2 separate regions of the Homo sapiens genome follow, and region 2 is linked to region 1. The links are chromatin loops, found by intact Hi-C in ENCODE. Cell type or tissue: PC-9. All regions are shown on one strand. Links, peaks and the distances in the headings refer to the core of each region. The heading gives the core; the rest is flanking DNA. Region 1 holds the start of LOC105375242 (a long non-coding RNA gene). Region 2 has its middle 120 kb from the start of INHBA-AS1.

The links. Hi-C counts contacts between places; a loop is a spot of excess contacts. Peaks named below come from ENCODE experiments on the same cell type or tissue, not always from the same donor. Only the 100,000 strongest peaks of a DNase experiment are listed, where the experiment ranks them.
Region 2: a loop joins it to region 1, with 6 times the contacts of the local background. A loop is called at or near these places in 1 of 110 quality-filtered maps.

Annotation. Positions count from the first base shown.
Region 1 is chr7:40,897,091-40,902,472 of GRCh38, forward strand. It overlaps LOC105375242 (a long non-coding RNA gene), which reads right to left and starts at 3,216. Exons shown (of 3, transcript XR_927191.3): 1 at 2,953-3,216. It also overlaps a transcript of SUGCT not described here. In PC-9, for the core only: no CTCF peak of the experiment used is centred there; DNase peaks (open chromatin) are centred at 2,261, 2,741 and 3,211; H3K4me3 peaks cover 1,789 bases; H3K27ac peaks cover 2,436 bases.
Region 2 is chr7:41,570,650-41,576,031 of GRCh38, forward strand. No RefSeq gene overlaps it. Among named protein-coding and RNA genes, the nearest start is that of INHBA-AS1, 120 kb to the right of the region's middle. In PC-9, for the core only: no CTCF peak of the experiment used is centred there; a DNase peak (open chromatin) is centred at 2,572; H3K4me3 peaks cover 452 bases; H3K27ac peaks cover 2,701 bases.

The DNA.
Region 1 (5,382 bases), core at 64-5,063:
GAACACACAACGGGGAAAAGATAGTCTCTTCAATAAATGGTTTTGGAAAAACTGGATATCCACATGTAGAAGAATGAAACTGAACCCTTATCCCACACCACATACAAAAATCAACTCAAAATGAATTAAAGATTTAAATGTAAGTGCTGGAACTGTGAAACTACTGAATAAAATATAGGGGAAAAGCTTCTTGACATTGGGCAAAGACTTTTTTGGATATGACCCCAAAAGCACAGGAAACAAAAATAGAATTAAACTACTGATATTTCATTAAGAAATCATGTTGCACACTTTAAATATATACAATTTTTGTCAATTATACCTCAATAAAGCTGGACACACACACACACACACACACACACACACACACACATTTGGTATATTTGGGGTTTACCTTCCAGCACGTGAGGAAGCCACAGAAGGGCTTTAACCATTCAGGGATAGGATCCAAGTTATGTTGTAGAGTGACACTCTGGTGGCTGGGAAGAGTGAGTTGTGTTACACTCAGAAGCAGAGAGATCCCATTGTGTGGCCGTTGCAGTGGGCCCCCAAGAGCCTTCAGTGGGGGATGGTGGCTCCAACTGAGCTTGAAGGACTTCCAAAGACAGCAAATGAGAGGTGAAGCCAGCTGGGCTTCTGGGTTGAGTGGGGACTTGGAGAACCTTTGTGTCTAGCTAAAGGATTGTAAACACACCAATCAGCACTCTGTCTAGCTAAAGGTTTGTAAACGCACCAATCAGCTCTCTGTCAAAACGGACCAATCAGCACTCTGTAAAACAGACCAATCAGCTCTCTGTAAAATGGACCAATCAGCTCTCTGTAAAATGAACCAATCAGCGGGATGTGGATGGGGCCAGATAAGAGAATAAAAGCAGGCCACCTGCGCCAACAGTGGCCACCCGCTCAGGTTCCCTTCCGGTGTGAAAGGTGTGTTCTTTCGCTTTTCAGATAAATCTTGATGCTGCTTATTCCTTGGGTCCACGCTGTCTTTATGAGCTGTAACACTCACCCAGAAGGTCTGCAGCTTCACTCGTGAAGCCAGCAAGACCACCAGCTCACCAGTAGTGATGAACTTAAGTCGGGAGGACTGAACAACTCTGGACGTGCCACTTTTATGAACTATAACACTCACTGCAAAGGTTTCCAGCTTTCACTCGTGAGTTCAGAGATACCACAAACCCACCAGAAGGAACAAACAACTCCAGACATGCTGCTTTGCTGCGTTTAAGAGCCGTAAGACTCACCGCGAAGGTCTGCGGCTTCGCTCCTGAAGTCAGCAAGAGCACGAACCCACCAGAAGGAAGAAACTCCGGACACATCATCTTTAAGAACTGTAACACTCGGCAGGGCATTGGGGCTCACGCCTGTAATCCCAGCACTCCGGGAGGTCGGGGGGGGGGGGGGGGGTGGATCACGAGGTCAGGAGATCGAGACCATCCTCGCTAACACAGTGAAACCCCAGATCTACTAAAAATACAAAAAATTATTTTGGGCGAGGTGGTGGGCGCTTGTAGTCCTAGCTACGGGGGAAGCTGAGGTAGGAGAATGGCGTGAACCGTGGAGGCGGACCTTGCAGTGAGCAGAGATCGCGCCGCGAGACTCCGTCTAAAAAAAAAAAATGAACACTTACCACGAGGGTACGCGGCTTCATTCTGGAAGTCAGCGAGACCGAAAGCCTACCAATTCTGGACACAAAATGGGGTGGAGGTGGCAGAGAACAATACTCGGTGAGGCTTTTGGGGGCCATTAGGTGATTCATGTGATCAAAGTGAATAGTTCCTAGATCAGGGACAGTCAAAACTTCCTAGGTACATGAAGAAGCTGTTCCTCAAACAAAATGTCACTTGGAACTGCCACATTTAAGTGAAAGGGCAGTGGCTCTCCTTGGGGCTGGGGAGGGGGGTCTACAGCCACGTCCGGCTCTTAGGCATTGTTATTCCTTCTTCCCCAACTGTGGCCTCCAAGCCACTCTTGTAGAACCCCCCAGAGCTCTGAGGGTCCCAGTGGGAGAACCTCTGATAGGAGGGAAGGAGTGAGAGAGTGCCCTGCTGCTCTTCCTCTCGCTTTGCTCCCTTAACTTGTGCTGTGCACAGCTCTTGACCTTTCTGAGAACAGACTGGCATCTCTGGCCGCCCGCCCTCCTTCCCTCCCTCCTCACCAACCCTGACTGGCAGAGGTTCTCTGCGTATCTGACTCAGTGAGCAACCTTCCTTAAGGCAAGGCCCTTTATTTACCCCTCCGCCTCCCATTTTGGCACCTCGGTGGCTATAAATACGCCCTGTGAATGCAATTACGTGATGGAACGCAGGCTGCGCCAAAGCCTCTTTGCTCCAGGCTATGGTGTCAGCCATTTACCTCTGTGAAGCATATAAAAAGACACGCGACTCAAGAGGCAACGCACACGCTGAGACAGAAAGCAAGAGCACAACGAAAAATACAACAACAAACAAAACTCATAAGACGGCATTATGAGTATTCCCGGGAGAACAAAAAGGCTCCAAGAAGGTAACTCCCGTCTCTTGAGCATACAATATGGTTTTTATAAACTTCCAGGACTCTTTCCTACTTTTTTTTTTGCTGTTTTTACCATATCACCCCCACAACACAGTTTTTTCTTAAGGAAATTAAACACAAAACACCTACTGTATATTTAATTTAAAGAGGAAAAAAAACTTCAAACCTTTCAATGTTGAAATATCATTAAGCAGGGTGACGCAAAGCTGGAGAGGCCAGGAAATTGAGTCTTTAACCTGCCACTCCTTCCCGAGCGTATGGCCATGTATGTCATTACACAGCACTCTGCTCCAGAGTATAAATTAAGCTTCATTATAAAGATGAAGGCAGCCCAGGCCTGGAGTTTCGCAGGATCTGGCTGCGGTGGGCTGGGGGGTAGTGGGTGGGCCCTGGCCCTCTCTCTTCTAGAGGTCACAGTAGTAGCACAAGGACCCCCACCTCCTTCATCCTCGGGGGCTGCTGCGAGGCCTTCTCAGCGAAGCATTGGCCAGGCTCTGGGAAGAGCCGATGACCGGCTGTGCTTTCCAGATTTGGAAACTTGGCTCATACTTTTCCTTAAGCAGCCTCCAGCTTCTCTGCGTATTTCAAATCATCTTGTCATTCAATGCCCAGAGCAAACGCCGTGGTCTTGCTGAAGCCACATTTCTAACCGCCCAGCTATTTCTTTCCCTCTGGCTCCTCCTGCATGACCAAGATTTTGAATTGTGAAGTTGATTGCCTGACTTCCCGGCAATGTTTCTTCATGTTGGACAGGTGACTAAGCCTCTTTATGCCTTTGTTTCCTTGTCTACAGGATGAACTAGTTGTGCGGATTAAGTGAGATTGTGCCCATAAAACACATAGTCATTCAACAACTCTTAAACTATCTTGGGAGCATAGCAGATGTGAAAGAAAACTATCTTTAGTCCCCTTTGAGTTCCAAAGTTCATTCCACAGATCTGGCTGGCCCAAACAATAGTACTTGTTTGTCAAACGCATCGTCTGTGCCCAAGCCTGGGCTGGGGAGTGTCAATAGCTAGTGAGAGAGGGGCTGAGGAACTCTGAAGGTCCTTGCCAGTGAAGAGCACGTCATACTTCCAGGATGCTGTCTGTGCTCTGCAAAAACCACGAGGCAGCCTAGAAGCTGCATTTCCGCAAGGAAGCTAAAGGAACTTAGGACAGAGTAAGGACTGCTGGGCTGCAGTGAAAGGGAAAACCTTGGAAGAAGAATGGCACATCATTTATTTTTCATTTACAAAGTGATTAACCTATGCGTTATTTTTCCCCAAAGGATTTTAGGTGGTTTTCAAAAGCACGTGCAATTCAAAATATAAGATAAATGAGGGAAAATATATGTAATTGTCAGTCCAGGGATTTGACACTTAGAGCTTAAAAGAAAGAAATGTTTGGATGGATGTGTATGTGTGTGTATATTGTAGGTGGTGGGGAGTGAGGTAGTGTTTCCCAACTGTTAGCTGATTGTTTTAGGTTTTCATCTTGTGATTCATACTATATTTGGCTTTGAGAAGCTTAAGTCCATTGTAGAGAAGATATTTCAGTTGACTTACAGCTCTTACATGGACTCTCAGCAGAACTTGGTTACAAAGGATTGGGAAAGTGGCCCAGGGATCTTGGTGACCAATATCTGGGGACATAACTAATGAGGAAGTGACCCAGGCTAGCAGCGAAGAAAACAATGACTCTCTTGGCTGGTCCTAAATCTCCTGTTTTCTCACGAAGATCCTTTGATCACTTCCTTGGCCAGGCAAATGTGTCCTTACTGTTTGTTTCAACTTATGGGGAATTTCCCGGGAGCCTGGCCCTATCTATCTCACGAGAATAACCTTTAATCTTATGAGTCTTCACAACACACACTATATAGCAACCATCACCTTAGTATACTAGACAGTGCAGTTGGTGTGCATCCAATAAGAAGGTCATCCCCAAGGCGTTCTGCAAGCTCAGGCCTCACGGAATGATGTTACCAAACTGCCTTGATTTCTGGCGATTTCCAACAGAGGATCACAGAGCACTGTTCAGGTCCACGTTAACCTTGTGGCTTTCTTGGCACATAGATCCCAAAGCAAAGGATGCCAGGCAACAAATCAGAAATAGAATTGAGAAGTAAGCACAAAGGATGAAGGGAAGTGCCAAATACATTTGGTTTCTCATGGGGGATAAATTGAATTACGGTCTTAAAAAGTTTTAAAATAGTGCAGAAATGCTAAACATGAAAAGAGGTGTTGGATATATTTTAAGATTCCAGGAACTCAGAATCAGAGTCATGACATAAGAGGGATTCACTGGTCATTTTGTACAGTAGTGCCAGAAATAAGGAGCCTTGCGGTGCACATCCAGCCAAATCCAGGCAAGTGGGAATGGAGAGGCAAAGAGAGCTTGGGTTAAAACACAGTATCGTTTTCATGCCCCACTGGAAGTTACTGACATCCTCACATGGGCTCAGAATTCGAGCACGTGAGCTCACCTTCAACTTTAACAGCCTACATTCACCCAAGTGGTTCTGCAAAGAAATAAGAAACTGTGTTTTCCTTCCAAGTAACAGACACCGTGAAATGAGTGTTCAGGCTGGTTTCCCTGCAAATCCAGGCATCACAGAAAAACTTGTGACTACACAAACAAAAAAACAAGCATACATTATGTGGCCAGAATATGTTTATGTTTAATATATTTTTCAATTAAAAAAATCAAAACCAGCCGGGTGTGGTGGCTCACACCTGTAATCCCAGCACTTTAGGAGGCTTGAGGCAGGTGGATCACGAGGTCCGGAGACTGAGACCATCCTGGCTAATATGGTGAAACCCCATCTCTACTGAAAATACAAAAAAATTAACCGGGCTTGGTGGCATGCACCTGTAATCCCAGCTACTT
Region 2 (5,382 bases), core at 199-5,198, 670 kb after region 1:
TGGTATATTAAATACAATTTGTTCATTGAATTTAGACTAGTTCTTGGAAATTATATGCTGTGAATTAAAAATCATGTCACGGTGCTTTCAACTCAAGAGCTGGGTAATGATGTATTTTGTTAATAATTCACAAAATGGTGACTTGGGGTCTTGGAGGAATTGATTTATCTTTCAGAACACAAAATACAATTTGGACAGTAACTTGGCTATGACTGTTTCCTAATGTGAAATTTGTTATATTTACTACACACTAATCCTCTATCACCTCCTTTATCATCTCAAGGATCAAGAGGAGCTAAAGGTCACCCATTAGATCATTTCCTCACTCCACAGACATCTATCAAATACCTACAGAGTGCCAGGCACTAGGATCAGCATCAGTGATACCTCTCACCCAAAGGAATATGCTCTTTGGCTTGAGGCAATCGGCATTCAGTTAGGGATGAAGATACAGTATGATGGGTACATATTGGGAACACACAAGAAGGAGTGATTATGTGGAAGAACCTAGTAAGCCTGTACTGAGAGGACAGCATTTAAATTGGGTGGGGGAGAAATTCGCCAGTCAGAGAATAAGGGAAAAGGCATTCATTCCAAGAAAGAAATCTGCATGTGTAATGCCCCAAAGTATAAAGAGTCAAGCGTTTCAGAGCGGGTGGACCACAGGGTGCTTGTGAGGGAGAGGAAGGTGGGAGCACTGGAAAAGAAGGTGGTGGAGAGATAGCAAATGATTTGCAGCAAATTTCCACCAAAGGATTTTAAGTAAGGAAGTGAGAAGATTTGATTTATCTTAGGATAATATTTGAAGGAAGTACAAACTAACATAATAGCAAATAGACATAGGAAGACAAAGAGGCTGTTGTAATATCATAGAGAAAAGAAAATATTGCTGAACTAAGTCAGTGGGGGGTGGAGAGGAGGGAGTATATTTGATAGTTTCAGGAGGCAGACTTAAAGGTCTTCATGAGCTATTGGATATGAGGACTGAAGGAGGGATTTTAAATTTGACAGCTATGAAGATATGATGCCCTTAGCTGCGTAAATACTATGAGAACAGTAGAATTGGGGAAAGCCAAAAATGACAAAGTGGAGAGAGTTTTATTGGGTTTCTTGAGCTTCAGATGATAAACACCCTCGTCCAGTAGATATGTGCAATAAACAGAGGATCCAGGGATAGAAAGAAGTTACAGATATATAAACAGGGCTCACTGGTGTGTGCAGCTATGGTCTGAATGCTTGTGTTCCCTAAAACTTCGTATGTCGAAATCATAACCTCCGTCAATGATATTAGGAGGCAGGACCTTTGGGAGGTGAGTGAGATTGGTTCCATTCACTAATGGGCCTCTTTTTAAGGGCACTCATTCCATTCTTTCTCCACCCACATGAATTGGATTAGTGCCCTTAGAAAAGAGACCTGCTGGGAGCTCATTTGCCCCTTTGTGCCATGGGAAGAAACAACTAGAAAATGCAGTCTGTGAACCAGAAAACAGGCCCTCACCAGACACTAGATCTACTAGCACCTTGATCTTAAACTTCCTGGCTTCCAAAACTGTGAGAAACAATTTTTTGTTTGTTTATAGCTACCTAGTTTACGGTGTTTGGTTATAGCAGCCCAAATGGGCAAAAATATAGCAGTTGAAGCCGATCTAGTGAATGAGGTCATTCACAAAAGCATTTATGATGCTTGAAGAAGGTAAAACTAAAATTATTATTATTTTTTTAAGACAGAGTCTCATTCTGTCACCCAGGCTGGAGTGCAGTGGCTCCATATCGGCTCACTGCAACCTCCGCCCCCTGGGTTCAAGCGATTCTCTTCCCTCAGCCTCCCAAGTAGCTGGGATTACAGGTGCCCACAACCCCACCTGGCTAATTTTTGTATTTTTAGTAAGGATGGGGTTTCACCACATTGGCCAGGCTGGTCTTGAACTCCTGACCTCAGGTGATCAGCCCACCTTGGCCTCCCAAAGTGCTGGGATTACAGGTGTGAGCCACTGCACCTTGCCTAAAATGAAATTTAAGTTAATTCAAAAATCTGGGCCACTAGGTATACAAGCATTAATTAGACTATTGAAACATATTAAAGTTAAATGACCTAAACCACTGTTTAAGTACCATTGTTTAGGGGATTACTGATACTTGGTAAGTTATTAAAAAAATTGATACTAACAAAATCTAATCTTAATAGTTTCATTAAAGATAATTGAATTATCTTCTTTTTATAAGTCATATTCTTAATGTCTGTCAAATTTCCAAATTGTTAATGTCAGAAACAGTAAAATCTAGCAAAATGGACATAGATACATAGATACATAGATATAGACATAGATACAGAGTTAGCTCAAATAGAGTTGTACATGTAGACATAGATATAATTCAGTATTTGTCTCCATGAAGGGGTGCCTCTTCTAATGTCTTACTTTCTACCTTTCAATCTCTGCATTTTTCATCCTAGGAGGATCTGTTTATCACCATCAGGTAACTTCCAGTTCATATTTGCCTCAGTATTTCCAACTTTGTTTATCCAAGGAGAGTGACTCATGCTTTTGACAAGATATTTTCATTGCAAGTGTGTGTAGGCACTTAGCACTGTAGCAATGTCATTCTGACATGGCATGCCGAGAGTGACCTGTAGCAGAATTCCCAAGTGGATCTGAGAATGGAAACTAGAAGTTATTTTCAGCACCATCCTTTGGTTAGACCTGCACAAAATCGGAGGTAATTCAGATATCCTCAGTAAGTTGCCCAGCAATTTCCATTAACTGTGCCATTTTGGATGATTTTATTGCTATGACCCTGAAATGAAAATGGACCAGATTTCATTTTACTCCTCTTCTTTCTTTGCCCTATAGAGCAATGTGAGTTCATGCAATTATATCCCCAAGCACACAGCCTAGGCAGATGTATATATGAGCCGTCACATAAAATCCCTACACATTTACACAGTGTATTTGGATAACATACACACATAATAAAGCTTTCCATAGATACTTTTTCATTCTATGTTCTCACTTCTAAGTGAGCTGAAAATCAACGCAAGAGATCACTAGAATGTTTCACCCAGATGACATTATTGTCATATGTGCCATACCATAATTCATACATTAATATGTAAAAATGACATTTTTTAATAAAATGTGTCACTTTAATTTAGAGCTGAAGGAGAAGACATAGGAAAATATTTTCCAATTCATTAGGCCACAGGCCCAAAGAAATAAATCCTTCTGATGAATCCTGTCATCACATTGTAATTCCAACACTTCAATATTCTGAAATTAACCAGACCCATGCCACCCCCACCTCACTATTTCAGCCTAAAATGCTTCCAGAAAGTTCCCCAAGCACTAGCTGTGAAATTACATTGTGTACTAATGGGAGACCTAGGCAGGAGGTTAAAGAGGGTTTTTTGCAGTGTGTAACTGATTTCAGATAAGCAGTGAGCTCATGTATCAGGAAAATGACTTGTTTCCTTTTCACATTTTACACAGTGTAGCAGCCAAGGTAATTTTATGAGCAAGGATTTTGCTGTTGCTGTTACGAATATGATTGTGCATAAGCCAAAATTTGCTGCTGGAGCCCCAAAGCCTTTGAGGATGGCAATTATTTATTGTCTTTGGAGGGATTCTTCTTCCTCATGGTCCCATCTAGACCAGGTTTTCAAGAAAGCTCTTGATCTAGTCGCCATTGCAAGAAAAAATGAATTGGTTAGTTGGGGCTGCCATCACTATTCTATTTTGATTCCTCAGGACTTCCTCAGATTACACCCATCTCTGGCCAGCAAAATGCCATGAGAGACTTGGGATTTTTCTTATAGGCATATCTTAGAACTTTCCTGCTAACTAGAAAGACAGTCAGCTCCTTGAAACCAAAGCACCCCCAATCCTACTCTGAGTCAGAGAATGTTTCCTATTGACTTTAAATATGTTCCTCTAAACATCTTATGAGCATGAGTCTTGGGGAGGAATTTAGTTCCATTTATAAAGCTTTGATTTCTAGAGAAACTCAAAGTCAGCACAAACATACTTCCATTTCCTAAGCAGTCTCTCAGTATATGCCTCTTGAATACATTCAACAGCATTTATTGAGCACCTACTATATGTTAGTGTTTGGGATATATCTGTGAACAAAATGAATAGCCCCATTCTCAAAAGTCTTCATGATGAAATACTTTAAGAAACCCTGTGTTAAAACCCTGTGTTAAAACTCTGTATTTAAAACAGTTAAATACTTTAAGAAACCCTGTGTTAAAAAGTCCCTGTAGAGACTTATCAGAGCTGATAACATTCTAAAAAGTATTGTAAGGTTCTAAGAGGGACAGAAAAATCTGTAGTCTTTCCCCACATTTATTTTAAAATAGAGTATTTTTTTAATCCATCACGACTAGTTTTTTGGAACATACTGCTCCATGTTAATAACATTTTTCACTCCTATATAGTCATAGCTTTTGACCATGCTCGTTTATTGACTGTTCTAAATTTTAAGCCCATGAACTCAAAGGCTAGAATATTGTCTAATACTCTGGTATTTAAGAAAAGTAATTTGCTATGGGCACTCCCTGAATTTTAAATGTCATAATATTAACCAAAGTTTCCATTTACATTTTCAATGCTTCAATAATATAAAACTAATCAATAAGATGATATTAAGGGCCATCTTAATGCATGTGTTAGGCACTGTGCTGAGTACTTTTTGTGAAGAGCTAGATTCAAATTCCAATATTCACAATTAAGGCAGCAACTGTTAACTCAACTTTTTTTAAATTTTCATTTTTTTTTCTGTAGTTGTTTTATATTATTTTATTTCCAACTTGTATTTTAAGTTCAGGAAATGCACGCATAGGTTTGTTACATGGATAAATTGCGTGTCTCTGGGGTTTGGTGTGCAGATTATTTCATCACCCAGGTAATAAGCAAAATACTGGATAGGTAGTTTTTCAGTCCTCGCCCTCCTCCCACCCTCCACCCTCAAGTAGGCCCCGGTGTCTGTTGTTCTTATTTTTGTGTCCATGCGTTCTCAATTTTAGCTCCCACTTACAAGTGAGAATAAGCAGTATTTTGTTTTCTGTTCCTGCATTAATTTGCTTAGGGTAGTGGCCTCCAGCTGCATCCATGTTGCTGCGAAAGACATAATCTCGTCCTTTTTTTTTTTTTTTTCTCACAATGGAGTATTGCTCTGTTGCCCAGGCTGGATGCAATGGCACAATCTCAGCTCACTGCAACCTCCACCTCCCGGGTTCAAATGATTCTCCTCCCTCAGCCTCCCGAGTATCTGGGATTACAGGCATGTGCCACCATGCCTGGCTACCTTTTTTGTATTTTTAGTAGAGGCGGGGTTTCACCTTATTGGCCAGGCTGGTCTCCAACTCCTGACCTTGTGATCCACCCG